Linked DNA regions of Homo sapiens: region 1 is linked to region 2. A link is a loop called in an ENCODE intact Hi-C map of the cell type or tissue named here. Cell type or tissue: IMR-90. All regions are shown on one strand.

Region 1 (5,000 bases), 100 kb before region 2:
AATTAATGACCGTGTTGAGGGACTGTTGTGTTTTAGGCACTCTGCAAGGCATTTGGAAATATTGGGAAAGTAGAGTAAAGATGTGTGACCTGAAGAACCTCAAAATCGAGCAGGGAGAAAGAAAAATAAACAGCAAATGACAACTGTTTAACAAGTGAGGAGTTATGGGGACCTGGATGTGGGGAAGGTTTGCAGTCAGGAAGATTTCATGGAGGCGATGGTGACAATTATGTTCCATGTAATCTGTTCTTCTTCGAAGGGCATTGGGGGCGGTGGGAGTGCTTAGCTCTCTTTACAGGCAATGAGAGAGTTCACTGTCTGTAGGAAATTTAGGAACAATAGACCCCGCATGGTGGCTCATGCCTGTAATCCCAGCACTTTCGGAAGCCGAGGTGGGTGGATGACGAAGTCAGCCTGACCAACATAGTGAAACCCTGTCTCTACTAAAAATACAAAAATTAGCCGGGAATGATGGTCCATGCCTGTAGTCCCAGCTACTGAGGAGGCTGAGGCAGGAGAATCACTTGAACCCTGGAGGCAGAGTTTGCAGTGAGCCTGAGATTGGGCTCCAGCCTGGGTGACAGAGCGAAACTCAGTCTCAAAAAAAAAAAACAATAATAAAATTGACTATTAAAGTCAGTCTGTGCTTTTATTATCCCTATGCAGGGGATAATTCTGAAGTAAGACTGTGATAAAACACTCGTGGCTGGGTGTGGTGGCTCACGCCTGTAATTCCAGCACTTTGGGAGGCCGAGGTGGGCGGATCACCTGAGGTAAGGCAAGACCAGCCTGGCCAACATGGTGAAACCCCATCTCTACTAAAAATACAAAAATTAGCCGGGTGTGGGGGCAGGTGCCTGTCATCCCAGCTACTCGGGAGGCTGAGGCAGGAGAATCACTTGAACCCGGGATGCAGAGGTTGCAGTGAGCTGAGATCGCGCGATTGCACTCTGGCGACAAGAGCGAGACTTGTCTCAAAAAACAAAACAAAACAAACAAAACAAAAAAAAACCACACTCCTTTCTCCAGTCCCTTTCAGATACTTGAACTCCAGAGACAATCGTCTCTTTGAAGGTAGAGCCTTCCTAGGCACAGTGGCTCATGCCTGTAATCTCAGCACTTTGGGAGGCTGAGGTGGGTGAATCAGAAGGTCAGGAGTTTGAGACCAGCCTGGCCAATATAGTGAAACTTTATCTCTACTAAAAGTACAGAAAATTAGGCTGGGCGTGGTGGCGGGTGCCTGTAATCCCAGCACTTTGGGAGGCTGAGGCAGGCAGATCACTTGAGGTCAGGAGTTCACGACCAGCCTGGCCAACATGGTGAAACTCTGTCTTTAAAAATAAATAAAAAATAAAAAATTAGCCAGGTGTAGTGGCAGGTGGCTGTAATCCCAGCTACTCAGGAGGCTGAGGCAGGAGAATTGCTTGAACCCAGGAGGCGGAGGCAGGAGTGAGCTGAGATGGCGCCACTGCACTCCAGCCTGGGCAACAGAGTGAGACTCTGTCTCAAAAAAAAAAAAAAAAAAGGCCGAGTGCAGTGGCTCATACCTGTAATCCCAGCACTTTGGGAGGCCGAGGTGGGTGGATCATCTGAGGTCAGGAGTTCAAGACTAGCCTGACCAACATGGAGAAACCCCATCTCTACTAAAATACAAAATTAGCCGGGCGTGGTGGCGCATGCCTGTAATCCTAAGTACTCGGGAGACTGAGGCAGGAGAATTGCTTGAACCCCGGAGGTGGAGGTTGCGGTGAGCTGAGATCATGCCACTGCACTCTAGCCTGGGCAACAAGAGCAAAACTCCGTCTCAAAAAAAAAAAAAAAAGAAAGTAGAGCCTTCTGGCTTGGTAATAATTTTACAGATGTGTTGTATTAAACAAAACAAAACACTGAAAAAAACCTTAACTGTGAATACACATACGATCCAAGATAACCCCAGGAAAAAAGAAAATATGTTTTCTCTAACTCTTAGAAGTTTAGAAAAGCTTTTCTTTTCTCATTCTTTCAAAGCAAGATGATCTTTTTAAAAATCTGCTGCATCTTAAAATTGATACCTTCTTGGGTCAGCCTCATGTACTATCACACTTCTATTATCAAAGAATGACCTTTCATTTGTTGAAAGATAATTTTTATGAAAAATTGATGTTGAATTCCACCATGTGCCTTTTCAAAGTCCTAGCTTGATCTACCAGGGGATTATTGTTATATAGTACTTTTATTCCTAGACTTAAACAAAACAAAAACCTTTCTTGTACCAGCCAACTGTGTCCCAAAATTCATAACTCAGTACTCATCATTCTCTGTTGAAATTTTATCTTTTCAGTGTTGTGCAATATTTTGGATGTTGTCCATATTATAGGCTAGTCAGGATCTGCCACCTTGCTATTTTTCAGGTATGTAGAAGGAGGTGGAAAATTAGTCTCAATATCTAAATCAAACAAAAAATCCGTTTATGAAAGTTCTGAATTCCTTAGGATAAATTTTTGTTCTTTGAAGGCTATGACTTATCAAATGGTACCTAATGCTGTGTGGATAGCCGTGCCCGCCAAAGTAGCTTATTTACCCGGCAGGATTGAGACCACTGATTTTTGTAGAGTAAGTCATAACAGCCTATTAACATTCCGTTATGCTGAGCATAGAACTAATAGGAGAACATCTGTGAGGTCAGAGATCAGAAGTAGACTTCAGAATGTACTATTCAAAAAAGGATGCAATGGAGAACATTTACAGAGGACTGTGGGTAAAGCAAAGTCTTCAAGGGAAGATAACAAAGGATGAAACAATGGTGTTGTGTGACTTCCTAGTGAGTGAGATACTGTGAATTTAATCTATAGCTAACTTAATTTACTCTTCATCAAAATTTAGCTGACTCCAACATGCATACACCTTTTGAGCTTCCTCTAATTTTCTGTTATTAGGGTTTTACATATTTAGCTCAACTAATTGAATTAGAAGATGCAGGAACATTGTCGGAATGTTTGAATCTCATTTAATGCTTCATATTGGGACAGACGAGGCACTCCGAAGGCAGAAAGGCCAGTTGGGACACAACTGCTGGGGAGGGGCAGGAGGCTGTGGCCATTCCTATAAGACAGTTCAGGGGGCCGTTCCAAGCCAGGGAGACCTGGCAGGGATCTGAGAAATACACAATAAGTGAAATGGAACAATTTTTCTACTGTTTTAGCTATTATCTAGAACCCATGTTAGACCCTTAACTGGCCTTGGCGTGAACTTGACATTTGAATCATTTGGGAGCTTTAGGCAGTAAAAACTGGAAGAATATACCTGGAAAAGCAGGTTTGAATGCGAGGATTAAGTTATATTAAGATTAAATTGGGGCCGATTGCAGTGGCTCACACCTGTAATCTCAGCACTTTGGGAGGTGGAGGTGGGTGGATCCCTTGAGGTCAGGAGTTCGAGACCAACCTAAACAACGTGGCGAAACCCCGTCTCTACTAAAAATACAAAAATTAGCCAGGCATGTTGGTGTATGCCTGTAAGCCCAGCTACTTGGGAGGCTGAGGCAGGAGAATCACTCGAACCCGGGAGGCGGAGGTTGCAGTGGGCCAAGATGAGGCCATTGCGCTCCAGCCTAGGCAACAAGAGTGAGGTTTACATTGTGGTAGGCATTGAGAGGTGTAAAGTAAATAAAATAGAACCCTCACTTTCAAGTGACAGCTCTAGAGAGCCTATATCCCGAAGGCTCTAGAACCTGCAAACTTCAAAAGAACCCCGGCAATGTGTGAAATAAGTTTAAAGTAAATATTACTTAATTGCTCATTCAGTCATCGAATAGCCATTGTTTGGGTGGAAATTGGGGAAGAAAATGTGTTGCTTAAGAACACGATAAGGAAGGAGTGGTCAGACAAGTAGAAGGATTGCTGGGAAGAATCGTGTCCAGAAAACAGAGGGAAGAGATAATTTCCAGAAGGAAAGGGTGGGTCAACTGTATCACATGCCACAGAGAAGCCAAGTGAAGATAAGCTTACAAAAGTGAGTAGTGGTGATACGGAGGTAATTGGTGACCTTTAGGAGAACTGATTAGTGGGAGTGGTATGGGGGAAAGCCTGTTTGCAGGAAGTTAAGGAGTGAAGCCGACTCTTATAAGACTCTTTAGAAAGAGAAGGGGCGTGTATGAGATAAAGGAGGGTGAAATATGGGACAAATTCCCTCAGTTTGTAATTGTGTGATTTTGCAAAACTTATTTACTTACTCTGTGCCTCAGTTTCCTTGTCTGTAAAACAATAGATGATACTAGTAGCTCTTATTTGAGAGAAGCAAATGAGTCAACACCATTATACGCAGTAGATTCTTATTAGATTGATATCTTAAAAGAAGTCCAGTAAAAATGCAATTGTAATGTAAAGAGCAATTCCAGTTTATGGGTTTGAAAGTATTTCTCTTTTTTATGTATTTTTAATTATGATTAAAAAACAATGTGAAACTTACTGTCTTTACTATTTCTAAGTACACTATTCAGCAGTGTTAAGTATATCACATCATCGTGCAGCCAATCTCCATAACCTTTCATCTTGCAAAACTGAAATTCTATATCCACTAACCAACAGCTCACCATTTCCCGCTCCCCGCAGCTCCTGGCAACCACCATGCTCCTGGCAACCACCATGCTCCTTTCTGTCTCTGAGTTTCAGTACTCTGGATACTCCATGTGATGGAATCACACCCTATTTGTTTTTGTGTAACTGGCTTATTTCACTTAACATGATGTCTTCCAAGTTCATCCATGTTGTAGCCTGCATCAGACTTCTTTTCTTTTTAAAGGCTGAATAATATTCCATTGTATGTATATGTCACATTGTGTTTTTCCATTTATCCAATGATGGACATTTAGGCAGCTTCCACCTTTTGGCTATTGTGACTAACGCTCTGTGAGGAAGGGTGTATAAATAACTATTTCTCTTTTTTAAACTAGTGATGTTTACTCTTCTGCATGTGTGTGAGTCATGGCTGGTTTAAGGCCAGCACAAGAATGGATCATGCAG
Region 2 (5,000 bases):
TGGGTAAATGTCCAAATGCCTTTACTTGTTGAAAAGAACTCTACTCTGCATTGCTGATTTGTTATTCCTGGTAACAGCCAGAAGTACAGAAAATATACGTGTTTAAAAAAAAGTAAGGAAGATGATTGGTTTTAATGTTTCTCTTGATCTTGCTCCCTTCAAGCATATAATAATTTACCAGTTTTCTCTCCCAATTCTTACGTTTCTCTTTCATTGATAGACAAATAGAACAGTGTTTGAAAGATCATTTACAGATTGCACAGTTAGCTCAATGGTAATAAAAAATGACTGGATAAGTCTCACCACCAAGGGCTTACATGAAGTTGAATGTGAACTTGGAGAACAATTTTATGTTCAGCCAGCTCTGGTTGTTCTTTAAAATCTTTTATGATTATACATTTCTTCATTTAAAATTGTTTGCTGTAAGTTTTAATAGGAAGTGTTTTCTTCATTAAGATGTTCTGATTCTGTCCCCCTTTTTGTAACCAGACTCCACGCATATTATAAGCATGAACAAACAGTCACTGCACAGGCACCAGTGAGCCCCTTCCTTTAACAGATCTATTTATAAACGCTGAAGCAGGAGCGAGTGGGTGGGTTCATGTCTCCTGTGATATAATCTTGCCTTCCTGTGTTTGGGAGCTTACAAAGGATGACAGCTGTTTATCATCCTTCCACATTTCTATCCAATCTAAACCTGGTTGGGCTAAAATGTAGAAAGCCTCTGTACTCAATCAAGAGTGCATGCCCAAGAGCCTCCATAGCAGATGGGCTTCACAACATTGACTATCCTGAAAGTTTTCTCTCCTTAAATGATAACCTTACTTACTGCAGTTGCCATCCTTGAAACTGGCTCTTCTGAGAGTGGCAAATTATTTAGGTTGCATTAGTTTTGTAGGTTTGGTTTTGAACAAGCCGAAGAATTTGATTAGTATAATCATCTCTATTCATCTCTTTTTGCAAATGATTTATCAAGACTTGAACAGCAACTGAGCAACTCTTCTTGAAAAAACGGGAGGATAATGTTTATTTTGCAGTATGGTGGTCTTTTAAAATTCGTTTTTTTTTGCTTGGCAGCTCCGAACAGAAGACAAATATAAAATGGGAGATGCTAGGTTTCTAAGTAGCAGTTGTCCCATGGTTAAGCTGAAGTGCTTTCTTAACATAAGGGTTTATAGGAGTGAATGAAGGCGGGCAAGGAAAATATTGACTCTATCCTATTACAATAACACTGATGAAGTTCTAGATACTTCTCTATATGCTATTAAAGTAACACTGATGAAGTTCTAGATACTTCTCATTCTGTGGCAAAGGAAGCTGTCAGTATACATGCAAAAAAAAGAAAAAAAGAAGGTTATGCAAAGTTTGGGTTTTCTTTGTTCTTAGTCCTTGCTTGGGATTTTGAGGAAAATGGAATGTATTTCTATTTTCTATTTCACTTGATTTTCTCATCTTTCATATTTGGCCAGCTACTTTCTGAGAACATATTGTACACATGTTCTGATGCTGTTTGAAGGCCCTGTGAGAGACAAGAGTTGATTGAAAGCTCTCAGTTCTCCTGAAGTGGGTGGCCAAAGAGCTGAAACTGAACAGCTGCTGTACACCCATTGAACTTTTGTCATTTATAAATTATTTTCCATGCCATCTGGAGCAAGAATGGTGCCATGGTTTAGAGAAGCTCTTTGTGGGGTACATTTCATATCCAGTGCTTATATAGCTTGCTTATTACCACATTCAACTGAAGTTTTAAAATCTTTATTTGCTTGGAGGCTTAAGGATGTGAATAAATATGAGTGATTTCTTTAAATGTTATATGAAAAACACCACCTCCACCTCTACCAACGTTTTTCCCTCCCTCTCTCCTTTCCAGTGACTACATCCTGCCTGCTTTCAGCTCCAGTGGAAAATGCATTAATCCCAGAGTCTCCGTGAGGTTTCCTGTTTGATGACATAATCAGAAAATCCTCCTCACATTGCCCTTGGGGTTGCTGTCTGGATGTTATGTTGTCTTGGTGGGTGTAACTCAGCCATCAAAAAAATCAGCACAGGCCATAAACTCAGGACCTGAAATGCATTAATATAATGTTAAACGAAATAACGCTGTGGGTATGTCTGCAGCACTGGTAGGGAATTTCATTAAACTGCAGATTCTCCCTGGCATCAGATGCATTGGCTGGTGACTCCGGTACATATGGCATGAGCTGCTGCAATGCCACTAGCAGGAGGTATTTGAACTGCTCCAGTGTAAGCTGTTAGACTACATCTCGTGGAAAAATAACACACACCCTTGACTACCAGAGTTTGGTAGTGTTGATTTAAGTAGTTCTTCCCTTCCATTCCCCTCTGGGGCAGCCTGTTTACCTAATAACGTTTTGCCTTTGGTGTTGATCACAGGAAGCTGCAAAAAAGAAAACTAGTGGGAAGAGTCAGAAATAGAAGATGAGGATACACTTTAAAATGAGAAAAGCAAAAGATGGCATCTGACATGTAGAGTGGGTTTTAAAAGTTTTAAAGATAAGATATTGTGAGGCAGAAACTTCAGTAGCTGTGAATATAGTTGGAAAGAAGAAACCTTGATATAAAAGTAGAACCAAGAGTAGGATATTTAGATACCAAAGGGCACGTACAATTTTACAAGTTTAGAAGATATTGGCATAGGAAATTGAGCATATGCTTAAATATGGATTTCCTTTGCTATTTGGAGAATTTTTTATATTTTTTTTATTGTTTTGGTAGGCTGCCATAACCCTCCATTTGGTTGTCTTGGATGGAATATCTCTTGCCTTGGATCTTGGAAATCCAAGCTTGATTGGCACTTGGTCAGGATGAGAACAAGGAATGGGCCTCTTAGGATGTTTTACAAGTTCTAGAAGTTACCTCCATGATCCTCCCTCCTGTTGTTGTACCAAACTCTTTCTTGCATGTGTCTTCCTGGGGGTGGAGAGAGGTGGTGAGGGAGCTGGTGGGAGAAGCAGGCAAGATACAGCTTGATAGAGCTTCACTGGAGAGAAGTTAAAGAGGAAGGAGAGGTCTAAGCTCTAGCCAGTTGAAAGCCTGGGGTGATGTCACCATTCCTACCTCCTTATATCAGAAATATTCTTGGGTTTTCCATAATGTATTCCAAGCAGCGGGACACCTTTCACAGATGCTTCTCCTGTGTTAGGGGAATCTGGACTAATATAACACTAGGAGGGAGAAAATTGTGTTTCTTTATCGCTACTGTGAACGTTGTTGTTTTTTAAAATTTACAGCTGACTACTGAATAAACTCTAAAACTTGGAGTTCTGGATTTCAGGTTCTGTGATCTGTTTTCTTGTATAGCTCTGTGATGGTTACGTGACCAAGCTGTGAGCATTTACTCTCAAAACAGCTTCATTTAAACCATCCTATGCCTTGTACTAGAATAATGCTACCCCAGAGCGGGAAGGGCTCTGAAAGATCACATCTAATGGGTGAACCTCTTTACCCAGGTGTGTTGTGACAAGAGTGGGGGAGACTATGATCCTTTTTATTCTAGATATGTAGCGCAGGTTGGTTGTGTTAGTGAATGTACCATCTCACACATCATATTGAGCTGAATGTTTCAGGACATCCTTGGGGACAAAATGTTACCTATATGGTCACACTGGGAATCTATTTGAAATTATTAGATATTGCTCCTCATTTCTGCTTGTCAAGATCTTTTTGAATCCTGCATCTATAGCTATTGCCTGTCCCAGGTTTTGGTCCCAATGTGAAGTCAAAAAGACTCGATACATGAGGTTAAATCCTGGCTCTACTGTGTTCTGCCTTTGTTACATCAAATGAATAATTTAACTGCAGTAAGTTTCAGTTTTCTTATCTGTAAAATGGAAAATAGAATGTTCTGCCTCCCCTGTTGAATAGTTGTGAAGGTGAAGAATAATAGTGCATATAGAGATGTTTGAAAAAATAAAGCACCACACAAATACTAGTTTTTATTAAGCGACCTGAAAATATGATAAATACTCTTTCTTTGGCTTCATCCAGGTCATTTGTTTAAAAAAAAAATGATGAAGCAAAGGGACCAAGGATAAAACCCTGCCTCTAGGGACCTTCCAGAGAGTGGCAGTGATGGGATGTTGACAGCCTTTGGTTCATGTGTTTATTAGTCTAATAAACTGCCCTAGCATTCTGCCCATATTTTCACATCTTGTCCTTTAAGTTGTCCTGGGAGCCCTTGTCAGATTCCTTACTCAAGTTCAAATACATTATGTCCACAGTGTTTCCCTGATCTGCCAGGCTACCAGCCTTGTCAGAGAAGGAAGTGAGGTTTGTCTTGTCCCTATTGAACCCACACTGTCCGCCAGGACTGGTGCTTTCTTTTCTGAGTAGTTACAAACCATTCTTTTAACACTCTGCCAAGAATCTTGTCCAGGATCAACAGTAAACGCACTGGTGGTGTGCAGTATTGGGATTCTCTCTTCCTTTTTGTTTTTCTTTCTTGTCTTCTTCAAAGTGGGAACTCATTTCCCCCATCTCCAGTCTTCTGGCACCAGTTCTGTTTCTCCATCAGTATTTCCAGGAAGGGGAATTGAAGAGCAGTTAACTTTTGCCTGAGTCCAGGTTGCAGTCACACTGACATTTGGTGGCTCATCTCATTTTTGCTGAGGTTGTGGTAAATGCTTAGCAGCAGTGGGATGTGTTTACTGCTCTAAATTCATAATAGTTAAAATCCATGTAATGGGAAGACCTTAGAAATATATTCCTACCTAATATGAATGCATTTTAAAATCCAGTATTGTTTTTAGTTCCCTTATGAAAACAAAACCAACAATTTAAAAAGCTAGATTTTTTTGTACTGAAGAGCCCAAGAAAGCCCATTAAATACAATTTTTAGTTTGCCTGGTTAATATGGGCATGAAAAAAATAATATAATTTAAAATAATATATCCTTAAGGTTTTATTCTAAACAATAATACTAATAAAAATTGCTATTTAGTGAAGAGCTATTGTATTCTATGCTGTATATCAGACATTTT

The links. Hi-C counts contacts between places; a loop is a spot of excess contacts. Peaks named below come from ENCODE experiments on the same cell type or tissue, not always from the same donor. Only the 100,000 strongest peaks of a DNase experiment are listed, where the experiment ranks them.
Region 1: it touches region 2 in a loop (9-fold over the local background); 1 of 110 quality-filtered maps calls a loop at or near these places.

Annotation. Positions count from the first base shown.
Region 1 is chr6:21,895,985-21,900,984 of GRCh38, forward strand. The region is part of intron 4 of CASC15 (cancer susceptibility 15); the gene reads left to right. Among named protein-coding and RNA genes, the nearest start is that of CASC15, 230 kb to the left of the region's middle. In IMR-90, no CTCF peak of the experiment used is centred here; DNase peaks (open chromatin) are centred at 2,607 and 4,967.
Region 2 is chr6:21,997,201-22,002,200 of GRCh38, forward strand. The region is part of intron 6 of CASC15 (cancer susceptibility 15); the gene reads left to right. Among named protein-coding and RNA genes, the nearest start is that of NBAT1, 150 kb to the right of the region's middle. In IMR-90, no CTCF peak of the experiment used is centred here; DNase peaks (open chromatin) are centred at 561 and 1,951.